2 separate regions of the Homo sapiens genome follow, and region 1 is linked to region 2. A link is a contact called in ENCODE Hi-C or POLR2A ChIA-PET data. All regions are on one chromosome and are shown on one strand. The core of a region is the stretch at or near the end of the contact, and the rest is flanking DNA. Distances in the headings are between cores, read along the strand shown.

What was found. Hi-C counts contacts between places; a loop is a spot of excess contacts on that map. ChIA-PET counts read pairs that join two places held with the same protein, here RNA polymerase II (POLR2A). Pooled maps may share reads with other maps.
Region 1: a loop to region 2 is called in a map of CD8-positive, alpha-beta T cell, with 4 times the contacts of the local background. The contact joins the promoter of UBE2D4 here to the promoter of LINC00957 in region 2. A Hi-C loop is called at or near these places in 1 of 168 maps with a recorded cell type or tissue (CD8-positive, alpha-beta T cell), 3 of 37 single-sample maps with no recorded cell type and 8 of 50 pooled maps. POLR2A ChIA-PET finds 5 or more read pairs at or near these places in 6 of 52 experiments (CD4-positive, alpha-beta T cell, GM12878, activated B cell and 3 more).

The regions. Positions count from the first base shown.
Region 1 is chr7:43,923,413-43,930,450 of GRCh38, forward strand. It overlaps UBE2D4 (ubiquitin conjugating enzyme E2 D4), which reads left to right and starts at 3,024. Exons shown (of 7, transcript NM_015983.4): 1 at 3,024-3,144. The coding sequence starts at 3,121. It also overlaps a transcript of URGCP not described here. RefSeq lists a silencer at 2,918-3,457.
Region 2 is chr7:44,033,772-44,040,647 of GRCh38, forward strand. LINC00957 (long intergenic non-protein coding RNA 957) reads left to right here and starts at 5,278. Exons shown (of 3, transcript NR_072982.1): 1 at 5,278-5,378; 2 at 6,123-6,591. It also overlaps the pseudogene RASA4CP. RefSeq lists an enhancer at 2,613-3,112 and silencers at 6,564-6,653, 6,744-6,853.

The DNA.
Region 1 (7,038 bases), core at 1,774-4,273, 110 kb before region 2:
AATAGCTGTGCCCTCAGATGCACACCACCACATCCAGCTAACTTTTAAATTTTTCTGTAGAATCAGGGGTTCGCTATGTTGCCCAATCTGGTCTCAAACTCCTGGCCTCGAGCAATCCTCCAACCTCAGCTTCCCAAAGTGTTGAGATTACAGGCCTGAGCCACCACACCCAGCCTGATTTTTTTAAAATGTGCTTATTGTCCAGTTGAGTATCTTCTTTGAAGAAATTTCTATTCACATCTTTTGCCCAGTTTTTAATTGGGTTATTTGTCTTTTTTATTGAGTTCTAAATGTTCTTAATATACTCTGCATCTTAGACTGTACTGAGATATTATTATTTCAAACATTTTCTCGCATTCTGTGTGTTGTCTTTTTGTTTTCTAGTTGGTATTGCTTGAAGCACAAAAGTTTTAAACTTTCATGTAGTCAAATTTATCCATTTAAAAATCTTTTGTGTATTATTATTATTTTTTTTTTGAGACACAGTCTCGCTGTTGCCCAGGTTGAAGGGCAGTGGTGCAATCTCAGCTCACTGCAATCTCTGCCTCCTGGGTTCAAACAATTATTGAGCCTGAGCCTCCCAAGTAGCTGGGACTACAGGTGCATGCCACCACACCTGGCTAAATTTTGTATTTTTTGTAGAGATGGGGTCTCACCATGTTGGCCAGGCTGAGCTCAAACTCCTGGCCTCAAGCAATCCACCTGCCTTGACCTCCCAAAGTGCTGCGATTACAGGCATAAGCCACTGCACCTGACCAATTGTGTATTATTCTTGCAACATTTCTGTACATCTAAAATTATTTCAATGTTAAAAATGAAACATTACATATAAGCATGCTAAAAAGTTTAGAAAACTATGCACTAAACTACCAACAGGGAATAGAAACAGAATTTTTCATTTTCTATTATATGTTTTTTTCCTGAATTATACAAATGATGCAAATTCTCTGTAGAAATTTTAGAGATTAACACATTAGTAAACCTACCATCCAAAAGTAATATTTTTGAGATTTGAGACTTCAAAACCACCATATACATTATTAGCACATAAATAACCATTTATATATTCTTACACAAATATATCAACATTTATAAAATCTAGAATCACTTGTTTTATGGGGAGGGAAGGCCATGTCAATAATGTAGGAGGATGGATGGCCCATGGACTAACAAAAATTTCTGTTGTCAATGTTTGACACCAAGGGGAAGTGCTTGACTTGGGCTGTTCAATGGGTGATGCTTGAGCTGGCTTTGGAAGGTGAATGCTCTAGTCAAGGAATGTAGATGCTGTGGTGATGGAAACACTTGATAGTCAGGTGGGCTGGAGGTAGGAAGGAGAAGGTAAAGCTGGAGGATACTTTGAGTTTTTGTTTTTTTGAGACAGGGTCTTGCTTTGTCTCCCAGCCTGGAGTGCAGTGGTGCCATCACAACTCACTGCAACTTTGATCTCCTGGGCTCAAGTAAGCCTCCCAAGTAGCTGGGACTACAGGTGCACACCACCATGCCCAGCTAAGTTTTGTATTTTTTGTAGAGACGGGGTTTCACCATGTTGCCCAGGATGGTCTAGAACTCCTGGACTAAGGGATCCACCCACCTCAACCTCCCAAAGTGCTGGGATTACAGGCATGAGTAACTGTGCCCGGCCGAGGATCCTGGATTTTGAAGGCCCCTGGATGACAGTGAATGTGATGCTGTAGGCCACGGGGCTTCCTTGAAGAGTTCTGGGTAAGGATGCAGTGTGGTAAGCTTTATATTTCAGACAGTTCATGAAGTTGTGTGGAGGACAGATTGGGGGAATGGGAGCGTGAAAGCCAGGGACAAAGCTGGGCAACTATTGAAATGTCTATAATACATTTTATATGCTGACTGAGTACAAACATAGAGGTGACCATGTGTCTTGGCTGGCTGGAGACAATTCTAGATTACAGCGTTGGTCCCAGAGTAATTATATTAACAGCCACTTTCATGCTCAAACATGTCTCAGTCTGAAGATTAAATATCATCTACATACACACACCAACAAAACTTCCACAATTCTTACCTTTACTATGTGAAATGCACTGATATTTTATTCTGTTTTTTTATTTTTATTTTTTATTATTTTTGAGACAGAGTCTCGCTCTGTCACCCAGGCTGGAGTGCAACAGTGTGATCTCAGCTCACTGCAACCTCTGCCTCCTGGGTTCAAGTGATTCTCGTGCCTCAGCCTCTCAAGTAGCTGGGATTACAGGCATACGTCACTACGCCCAGCTAATTTCTGTATTTTTAGTAGAGACGGAGTTTCAGCATGTTGGCCAGGCTGGTCTCGAACTCCTGACCTCAAGTGATCCGCCTGCCTCGGCCTCCCAAAGTGCTGGGATTATAGGCGTGAGCCACCTCGTCTGGCTTTTTTTTTTTTTTTTTCAAAAAAATGTTGGTTGCAACCTATTAAATTGATTTCGTGACACACTAGTTCATAACCCTCAGTTTGAACAACTCTGACCTAGACGCCTGCCAAGTCTTGGGAAAATAGGAAGGAGACAGATAATTAAGTTTGGGAGATGCATAGTCTAAGGCCAGGGTTCTCAATGTTGGCAGTGCAAGATCACGTGAGGTACGACTGAACACGGAGATCTCCAAAACTGCGGAGAGTTTTGCGTGTGAACGTATGCACAGACATCTACATGGAAATGGCTGTAACGCATCCAGCCATAAGGCGTACGAGGGTATATATACTTACAGAGTTAAGAACCACTATTCTCAGGAGTTATATGACAGCCTGGGAAGACGCCCAGGATGTAGGAACAGGGAGCAGGCGAGCGTGTGGCACCTTGAGGGTGCTCCGCGCGTCTCCGTAAAGCCAACGAGCCCCTCCTCTTCGCTGGCCTCTCCGGGGCCTTGCTGACTAGTGGTCGAAGCCACAGGACCAGGTGCGGGTGGCCAGCGTAACCCGGGCAGCCCCGCTGCTTCCCCTCGGCCGCGCCAGGACGCTCGGCACGCGGCGACGACGGCCCCACAGTGCCCCGCGCGCGCAAGCGCAGGCTGCGGCTCCCGGCGTGCAGCTTGGTGGCGGCTGAGCCGGCAGCGGGCCGCCTCAGGCAGCCCCGGCCGGGCCGCCCGGGTCCCCGGCAGCGGGGTAGGATGGCGCTAAAGCGGATCCAGAAGGTACGCACTTTCCCACCCTCCAACTCTTTGGGTGTCCGAAGCGTCGAGGTGTGGGCGGGGCGCCGCTGCCGTGAAGTGAAAGGTGACGGAGGCTCCGCGAGTCGCGGATACACCTGCCTGGGAAGGAGGCAGAACAGCCTCCCGCGCAGCCTGAAAAGCGAACGCAGCCTGAGAAAGGGATTGCGCGAGCGCGGGGCGGGGCCGGGCCGTGGCCACGAGGGCTGCGTCATGCGGGCGGGGCGCCGTGGGGCCACCTGCAGGCTTCTGGACAGCGGGTTCCCCCTGTAGGGTATCCAGAAGGGCTGGGTGGGTATCCAGAAGGGTATCCAGGAAGAAGCTGGGTCCTAAGGGATGAGTAGGAACTCGGCAGGTGGGGAAAAGGGGAAAAGGCTTTCCCTGCAACGGGGAGACTACGAGGCTTGGAGGACTGACAGGGTAGCGGGGAAGCTGAAGGGCAGATGGTGTGGACTTGGGTGGTCCTTAGGAGCAGTGCTGAAGTAACTGGTTTTTATCCTGCAGGTAAGAGGGAGTCCATGAGGGTTTAATGCATTCACTAGAATTTGGAAAACGCACAACAGTAGAAGAAAGAAGTATTTCTAATTCTATCACTTTACTATTTGTTAACATTTTAGCATACCTACCTTCAGTTTTTTTTCTATATTTAAAACAATTATACTGCATTTTGTATTCCACTTATTCACATAATAGTAAATGTAAGCATGTTGTGAAGTAGTATTTATAACTTTTTTTTTTTTTTTTTTTGAGGTCTTGCTCTGTCGCCCAGGCTGGAGTATCGCCCAGGCTGGAGTACAGTGGCACAATCATGGCTCACTGCAGCCTCAACCTTCTAGGTTCAAGTGATCCTCCCTCCTCAGCTTCCTGGGTAGCTGGGACTACATGCCACCATGCCAGCCAATTGTTTATTTTTTGTAGAGACAGTGTCTCGATATGTTGCCCAGGCTGGTCTCATACTCCTGGGCTTAAGCGGTCCTCTTGCCTCTGCCTCCTAAAGTGGCGGGATTACAACGTGAGACACCATGCCCAGTCCTATAACTAATTTTTAACATTAACTTTCCACAAGTACATGACTAGTAACTTATTTAGTCATTACCTGTAGTAGGTAAAAGTATGGACTTGGGTGTCAGACAGACCTGGGTTAGAGAATGTGAGGTCACTTATAGTGGGACCTTGGGCAAGGCACTTTATCATTCCTAGCCTCCCAGTCCTACATGTTTACAGAGTTGTTTTGAGAATTAAATGCTATGAAATGTGTTTAGCACATGCTTGCTGTATACCAAACACTCAATACGAGTTAGCTGCTGTTATTGTTCAAAATTCTTCACTAAGTATTTGCTGTTACGAACTGTGTATTAGTCTGTTTTGTGTTGCTATAAAGGAATATCTGAGGCTGGGTAATTAATAAAGAAAAGAGGTTTATTTGGCTCTCGGTTCTGCAGGCTGTACAAGAAGCATGGTGCCAGCATCTGCTTCTGGTGAGGCCTCAGGAAGCTTACAATCATGGCAGAAAGCAAAGGAGAAGCAGGCGTGTCACCTGGTAAGAGAGGGAGCAAGAGAGATGCCACCTCTTTTAAACACCCAGATCTCACATGAACTAATAGAGTGAGCACTCACTTATTATTGTGGGGGGGCCACCAAGCCATTCATGAGGAATCCGCCCCCACGACCCAGATACCTCCCACTAGGCCCCACCTCCAACACTGGCGATCACATTTCAGCATGAGATTTGGGGGGGACAAATATCCAAACCAGATCAACCATCATTGTACAATGAGCCTTTTCCTTAATTCACATTACTGGGTTTGATTGCCAGAGGTGGAATTACAGGATCTCTGAGAGTATGACTCTTTTTTTTTTTTTTAAATAAATAGCTGTCCAAAAGAGAGATAATTCTGATGAGTTATTCTCTGAAAGGGGTCATCTGTCATCCTAGGACTTTGAAGCAGGTGAATGACATGCTGAGATCTGTGTTCTAAAAAGATCTTTCTGGCAGCAGTGTGGCCGGAAGTGGGACAGAGGGAGACTAGAGGCTGTTGTGAAGGTTCAGTAGAGGCTTTGTCCAAATTAATGACCATGGAATGGATGCTAGGCCAGAGCAGTGCCTGGACCACATTGCAGAAGTGGAATTGACAGGACTCGAGGAGAGGATGTGGTGAAAGTGAAACAAGGAGGTGTACAAAATGGGTCACTTAGTGGATGGTGGTGTCAGTGTCTAGGATGGGGAATCAGAAGTTTTGAAGGCAGGGAGGAGGGTAGGAGAGATTAAGGAATAAAGGTTTGAGCCTACATATTCAAATGTGTAGGCTGATAAGATTTATAAAAGGGAGCGTTTGGAAAAACAAGTTTGGGCCTTGAGCATGAAATGTCAACTATAGATCCAAGGTAATTGAAATCATAAGGCCAGGGAGAACTTTTCCTTGATAAGAATCAAGGACAGGCTGGGTACAGTGGCTCATGCCTATATCCCAGCACTCTGGGAGGCCGAGGCAGGTGGATTGCTTGAGTCCAGGAGTTGGAGACCAACTGGGCAACACAGCAAAATTCCATCTCTACTAAAAATAAAAAAATGGCCGGGTGAGGTGGCTCATGCCTGTAATCACAGCATTTTGGGAGGCCAAGGCGGGTGTATCATTTAAGGTCAGGAGTTTGAGACCAGCCTGGCCAACTTACTGAAACCTCTTCTGTAATAAAAATACAAAAAAATTAGCTGGGCATGGTGGTGCATGCCTGTAATCCCAGCTACTTGGGAGGCTGAGGCAGGAGAATTGCTTGAACCCAGGAGTGGAGGTTGCAGTGAGCTGAGATTGTGCCACTGCACTCCAGCCTGGGTGACAGAGCGAGACTCTGTCTTAAAAAAAAAAAAAAAAAGTAAATAAAAATTAAAAAAAAAATTAGCCAAGCGTGGTGACACACACCTGTAATCCCAGCTACTTAGGAGGCTAAGGTGGGAGAATCACCTGAGCCCAGGAGGTCAAGGCTGCAGTGAGCCTCACCACTGCACTCCAGCCTGGGCAACCAGAGTGAGACCCTGTCTTAAAACAAAAGCAAAACAAGAATCAAGGTCAGGGCTGGCTTCATGTGTGTGTGACGCATTCACTCTCACAGGGCCCCAGGCTTGGATGGGCTCTGCCTTTGGTTTTATGCTCTGCTGTCACTATCAGGAAATTCTTAATAATTATCGAACTTGAGACCCTACATTTTCACATTCACAAGGCCCTGCAAATTCTGTAGCAATTCCTGGGGAAAAACAACAGAATTGTAGGAAATACAACTTTAAAAGTGTGTCAAGCCTGCCGTGGTGAGATGGCACCATTGGGCCACCACTAGTTAGGATGTCTTGGCTGCAAGTGACAGAGGCTGAGCTGCCCTTGTGCATGGAATTGGAGGTCCTGTGGCAGGACTTTGGGAGCAACTCAGTCCCCCTCTCCTGGTCTGTTCCTGTGTCACTCTGGGCTGAATGGCTCTGGAACACACAGCCTGCTGGACATCTGGGAGTAATAGAGACAACTGCTTCCAGAAGAACTGATAAGAATATTCTCAGAAAGCCCAGCAGATCTTTTTTTCCCTTTGCCTTGTTATGAATTATGTCTCATGCTCATTCCGAAACCAATGAGTGGCAAGGAGTCTGGTTACTCTTAGACCTGGAGCTGACAGTGAGTTGACCAGAACTGAACAGCAGTCCTTCAGAAAGGAGGAAGGCGGATGGGTGCTGAGCAGGTAGCCAGCAGTATGCAAGCCTGAGCCAGGTGTGTGGTGTCTACTAGCTGCCCCCTTAGTTTCCAATCCACAGCCCTTTCTAACCAACTTCAACCCTTTAAAAAAATGTTTTCAAATGAATGTTTCAAATTGAATATTTTTAGATGCACTTTTTAGTTA
Region 2 (6,876 bases), core at 4,028-6,527:
AGCTACTGGGGAGGTTGAGGCAGGAGAATTGCTTGACCCTGGGAGGTGGAGATTGCAGTGAGCTGAGATCGTGCCATTGCACTCCAGTCTGGGGGACAGAGTGAAAATCTGTGTCTGAAAAAAAAAAAAGAAGAAGAAATAAAAAGAAATGGGATTCTAACGTGTTTTCGGGCCTCCTTAGAGCCTTCAGCGAATTCACTCATGTGCTTCACACACATCACGTGGCATTTCCCAAACCACCTGGTCCACGGGACCCTTTCTGCCCAGAGCTCCTGGAGGGGCCAGCATTCCTTGGGTTATGTCCCTGCAGGTGCACAGCAGGGCTCACGGTCCCATCGTTCAGCCAGAGGCCCGATCTCGCAGTGGACGGATGCAGAGCCCGGGACCCAGGCCTCCTCTCCCACCTGTCTTCTCTTTTTGGTGGCAGCAGCTCCACTTGTCCCCACAGAAGATGCCAGGGTGGTAGGAGCCCAGCAGTCCGGTGTTGTTGATGCTCACCTTCCGCAGCACAGACAGCCACTGGTTAAGCTCATTCACACACTGCAGGGGACACAGAGGGGGAGGCCTGTTCAGACGTCACCTCCTCCAGGAAGCCCTCCTAACCCGGAGCTCCTGTACCATGCCAGACACCATGTTCCCCACCATACCAACCCAGCAGCTTTGAGTGAATTAGGAGAAGCTGCCCTTCCTCCAGTGGAACATGACCCATGCCCGGGCGCATGGCCTGGAGAGCAGGTGCAGTGGCTCACTCCTATAATCCCAGTGGCTCACTCCTATAATGCCATCATGGCTGGCTAATTTCTTTTTTTTAGAGATGGGGTCTTGCTACATTGGCCAGGCTGTTCTCAAACTCCTGGCCTCCAGTGATCTTCCCACCCCAGCCTCCCAAAGTGCTGGGACTACAGCTGGGATTATAGGGGGCCGAGGTGGGAAGATCGCTTGAGCCCAGGAATTCAAGACCAGCCTGGGCAACACAGCAAGACTTCATCCTCTCCTCTCCCACCTGTCTTGTCTTTTTGGTGGCAACAGCTCCACTTGTCCCCACGGAAGGCACCGGGATGGTAGGAGCCCAGGAGGCTGGTGTGGGCTGGATTTCAGCCGCCGCTGGCCCCTTGGCCACGCTCGTAGGTATTCCAGAACCCGCCAAATATATTTGGTGGCCCTGATATCACTACTTTTCCCAGTGGCTCTGGACCCTGACACAAAAGGGAACTCCTAGAGGGAAGGGCACAGAGGGACAGGTCTGTGACTTCCTCCCCACAGGCCAGGACGGTCAAGCCTGGAAGAAACCAACCCCCCTCCAGCTGCAGGCTTCCTACTTGTCCCACATGTCCCTGCCCTAGATACACATCTGGGTCACCCTCCTACAAGGTCCCTGCTCGAATGCCACCCATCAGAGGTCCTCCCTGACCACTCTTTAATTAATTTACTAATTAATTAATTTATTTATTTTGAGATGGAGTCTTGCTCTGTCACCAGGCTGGAGTGCAGTGGCTCGATCTCAGCTCACTGCAACCTCCACCTCTCAGGTTCAAGTGATTCTCCTGCCTCAGCCCCCCAAGTAGCTGGGACTACAGGCACACGCCACCACGCCCAGCTAATTTTTGTATTCTCCCTGACCACTCTTAATAGGACAGACCGCTCCCTGCTATACCCCACTCTCTTCCCTCCCTTGCTCCCTTAGTCCCTTCTGGTTCCCTTCAAGTCACTATCACAATTTGCTTTTTTTTTTTTTTTTAAGAGACAGGGTCTCACTCTGTAGCCCAGGCTGGAGTGCAGTGGTGTGATCATAGTTCACTGCAGCCTCCAACTCCTGGGTTCAGGCTATCTTCCTGCCTCAGCCTCCCAAGTAGCTGGAATCACAGGTGCATGCCATCATGGCTGGCTACTTTTTTTTTTGTAGAGATGGGGTCTTGCTACATTGGCCAGGCTGTTCTCAAACTCCTGGCCTCCAGTGATCCTCCCACCTCAGCCTCCCAAAGTACTGGGACTACAGGCATGAGCCGACATTTGAAACATGTATTTATTGGCCCATCTTCTCCCTGGGATATCAGCTCCATGAGGGCAGGACTCTGCCTCATCTGTCACTGTATCCCCTCACCTAGAATCATGCCTGGAACCTAGGAGGTGCTCAGTAAGTATTTTTTAAATAAATGAATGAATGAGTTAATGAAGGAACAGATGAGAAGGTTACTTGAGAACATGCACCCAGAGCCACACAGAGCATAATGTTTGATTATTAGGCATTGATACAGACACAGAACCACACAGGTGCCAGCTCAGACTTTCTTTTTTAGAGAAAGGGTCTTGCTCTGTTGCCCCGGCTAGAATGCTGGGATTATCCGCGTGAACCAGCGTGCCTGGCCCCCATCTCAGTTATCTGGAAATAGTTTCCAACAAACGGGTGCAACGTGCAAATTTCACATCACGGGGATGCACCTGTCTGTGCACTGGCCCACACACAGACCTACACATGGATGCCCAGGGAAAGACATGGGCCATGGCCTCCTGGGGGCTCAGGCCCCTGGACAACACACACACACCTGTCCCTGACACCTCCCAGATTAGACACACCCTGCGGTGCCTGATGTAGCTGGTAGCGGGGCGAGAGGCTCAATCAACTCTTTTCTCATCCAGTCCACTCAGGCCCCTCCCACAGCACCCAGGCCACTCCCACAGAGCTCAGGCCACTCCCATAGCACCCAGGCCATTCCCACAGCACCCAGGGCATTCCCATAGCATCCAGGGCACTCCCACAGCACCCAGGCCACTCCCATAGAGCTCAGGCCACTCCCACAGGGCTCATGCCACTCCCACAGTACCCAGGCCACTCCCACAGCACCCAAGCCACTCCCACAGTGTTCAGGCCACTCCCACAGCACCCGCTCCCCTCCCCGCACCTTGCACTGCAGGTAGGCAGTCTGGGGCCTGCCGGCGTCGTCCGTGTAGATGACCTGCATGACGTGCGAGCTGCCAAAGTTCTTTTCCTCAACCTTTTCTGCTGCCCGGATGTTGGCTAACTTGATGAGGGCGCTTTTCTGGGGCAGTCAGGGAGGAGGAGGCTCAGGGACCTAGCCAGGGGCATTCCATTCCCCATCTCTGGGCCTCAGTCTCCCCTTCTGCAGCACCAGGGGTAGGCGTGGGAGACCCAGAGTGACCTCAGCCAGGGCAGAGCACAGACTGATGGTGACCAAGTGCCCAGCAACTGGGAGAGGAGGACCTGGCCTCTCTGGGGGGCACTCCCAGAAGGCCTCGGAGGTGTGAGCTTTGGGGTAGTGTCTGGACAGCCAGCATTCCCTGGGCTACAAAGTCAATCCAGCCGTGGCCAAGGCTTTGTGACTTTGCATTTATTAATTTTCCAACTTGCTTTTGTAGTCCCAAGCTCTAACAGTCATATCCTGACCGGGCGCAGTGGCTCACACATGTAATCCCAGCATTTTGGGAGGCCGAGGAAGGCGGATCACCTGAGGTTGGGAGTTCGAGACCAGCCTGACAAACATGGAGAAACTCCGTGTCTACTAAAAATACAAAATTAGCCGGGCATGGTGGTGCATGCCTGTAATCCCAGCTACTTGGGAGGCTGAGGCAGGAGAATCGCTTGAACCCGGGAGGCGGAGGTTGCGGTGAGCCAAGATCGCACCATTGCACTCTGGCCGGGGCAACAAAAGTGAAACTCCATCTCAAAAAAAAAAAAAAAAATGGGACCAGAATTAAATAATGCCCATGTAGTCAAATCTTTCAACCCTGGCAAGGAAGATGTATAATAATCATCTGAGTGCTTTGGGAGGCTGGGGCAGGAGGATTGCCTGAGGCCAGGAGTTTGAGAACAGCCTGGGCAGCATAGCAAGACCCCATCTCTGCAAAAAAAAAATGTTAAAGAAAATTAGCTGGGCTTGGTGGCACGTGCCTGTAGTCCCAGCTACTCAGGAGGCTGAGGCAGGAAGATTGCTTGAGCCCAGGAGTTTGAGGCTGCAGTCAGCTATGATCGCACCACTGCACTACAGTCTGGGTGACAGAGCAAGACCCTGTCTCAAAAAATAATTATCATCATCTGAGGGGTCTTTGGTCGGAAGGGGCGGGCCCCTCATCTGGTGGGACCCCTGAGCTGGTTGAGAACAGGGTGGGTGATGAGCTCCTTCACCTACTCCTAGCCTGCTCTCACCTGCCCAGGGCTAGGCTGGGTACTCCTGGAAGATCATCCCCATAGCCTGCATGACTAGGGGCAGGTGTACAGCAAGCAGTCACCAGGTCCATGGAGGAAGTATGTCCTCAGCCCTTCCTGGGAGAAGAGAGCTTGCAGGAGAGGTGACCCATGACTCAGAGAGGGCTGTACAAGGTGATCTTTGAGATCCCCTCCCACACCAAGATTCCATGCTTCTATATTCCTGCCCGTTCCAGGAAGCCTCCCCTGTTTGCCCTAGCCTCCTACTCATCTAGCAGCCCAGGTGATGTACTATCTTTAATAATACCATTTGCCTAAATAGTACTACCTGCCAGGCCCTGGGTCAGGACCCTTAGGGAGATCATCTCATTTAATCCTCAACAACCTGGTAAGGTCGGATCAACTTCCTCCATATTCATTTTTTTTTTTGAGACGGAGTCTTGCTCTGTTGCCCAGGTTGGAGTGCAGTGGCACGATCTCGGCTCACTGCAACTTCTGCCTCCCGGGTTCAAGCGATTCCCGTGCCTCAGGCTCCCGAGTAGCTGGGACTACAGGCACCCACCACCACACCCGGCTGATTTTTTGTATTTTTAGTAGAGACGGGGTTTCTCCATGTTGGCCAGGCTGGTCTCAAACTCCTAACCTCAAGTGATCCACCCGCCTTGGCCTCCCAAAGTCCTGGGATTACAGGCGTGAGCCACCGTGCCCGGCCCTCCTAGGTTCTGACAAGCAGTACAGATGCCACACACCTGGCTTTCTTCTCTGACCCCGGGGGTACCTCAAGTGGGCTCCAAGGAAGGGGACAGGTGCCTCTAAGGTGCCCCACTTGCCGGCCTCTCAGAGCCCCACTTGCCGGCCTCCCTCCTTACCCACCTTGGAGCTGGGCGTCTTCGCGAAGCTGAGGGCCTCGGTAGTGAGGGAGAAGTAGAGCTTCTTGAAGGAGGAGGACATGAGGGGGCCCTTGCCCTTGGTCCTGTGGATGAAGAGTGGCCCCTCCTTCACAGGTGGCGCCTGCAAACTCAGCGTCCGCTGCAGGTCCAGCTCTGCCAGGCCAGGGAGGGAGGGGAATAGAGAGCCCAGGGAATGAGGGCGGGACTGGGGGGGGGGGGCGGAGCAGTGGGCGGGGCCATGGGGCTCAAGGGCTGAGCAAATCTGAACAGCAGGCAGTGGACGTAGTCATGGGGCTCAAGGGCGGAGCAAACATCAACAGCTGGTGGTGAGCGGGGTGACAGGTGGACTGAGGAAGGCAGGGCCATGGGCTTGGAGGCGGGACACGCGTCAGTAGCAGGTGGCGGCGGGGCTATGGAGCTCAAGGATGGAGCAAATGTCAACAGGCACAGATGATGGGAGGTGAGGCCATGGGTCTAGGGGTGGGGCAAACGTCAACAGCAGGCAGTGGGCAGGGTCACAGGAAGCACAAACAGTGGTGCGTGGGTCTATGGCCTGGGGGCCTGGCAAATGTCAACAGCAGGCGGTGGGTGGGGCCACGAGAGGAACAAACAGCGGTGGGTGGGGCCGTGGGGCTCAAGGGCGGAGCAAACGTCAGCAGTAGGCTGTGGGCGGGTCTGTGCAGGGCGGCGCTCACCGTCCTTCTCCTCGATGTCCACGAGCTTGGTGATGAAGTCCTTCAGCTGCGCCACGCCCTGGCGCACGGTGGGCTGCAGCGGCTCCATCCAAGCCTCCTTGGCCCTGGAAGCCGGCGTGTCCATGTTGCCCACGTTCTGGACTGCCTGGAGGTGACAGCAGGAAGGACCAGGTTCTGCTAGGTTAGGGGCCTAGCCACTGCACCCCCTCCCACCCCCCCTCCCCAAGTCTTTGCTACTCAGCTGTAGCGATGGAGGCAGAGGCGACAGAGGCCATGCCCACGGGCCCCCTCCAGCCCCACTAGGGATCAGGGAGGAGAGGATCATGAAGTTTGATGCCTTATGATAACTGAGACCACTTGGGCCTTCCTCTGTAGGTTTAACTGACGCTGCTGCACTGGATACCCCACCCCGGTGCCGGGCACATAGGTGCAGCCTGAGAGTAAGCAGACCTGGGTTGGAAGGTCCCGCGATTCACCACCGACAGGATGGGCGGCCTTGGCAACCCCCGACCCCTCGCAGGCCTGTTCCCTTATCCATGAGATGGAACTCGGACAAGGTGGCCACAGGAAGGCTTTGCAAACTGTGAAGTGCAGTGCCTACGTGGGCGTGCCAGTGGCCTCGCCGGAGCCGGTAGGGAACACTCTGCAGTCCAGGCCAGGGCCCCGGTAGGACACCCAGCTGTGCATCCCGCCCGTGGCCGCAAGGCCCGCACCTTGGCCAACAGGAGCAGGGTGCGGCTGGTGCGGGCGTCCGCGTGGCGCTCCCGCAGGTGGAAGAGCTTGGGCGACATGATGGCGGGAGAGAAGAAGCGCAGGCACAGGAAGCTGGTGACGGCGATGAACGGTACATTCTGGAGGGGTGCGGAAGAGCGCGGGCTGGAGTCCCCCAGACCAGGGCTCCTGGCAGCCCCCTCCCCTTAGGCTCCGTCCCTGACCCTCGCCGGGACACAGCCTCCCTGGTCCTCCCCAGCGCTCCCTGGTTCCCCACCGCTCTTCGCCCGCCCCTCGCCCCAGCCCAGTCCAACCCGGCCCAGCCTAGCCCAGCGGGTGGAGGGCGCACCTCGTGCTGGGCGCCGGGGAAGCGCTCGCGCACGCGCCGGAAGAGCTGGCGGAAGGTGGCGCGCACCAC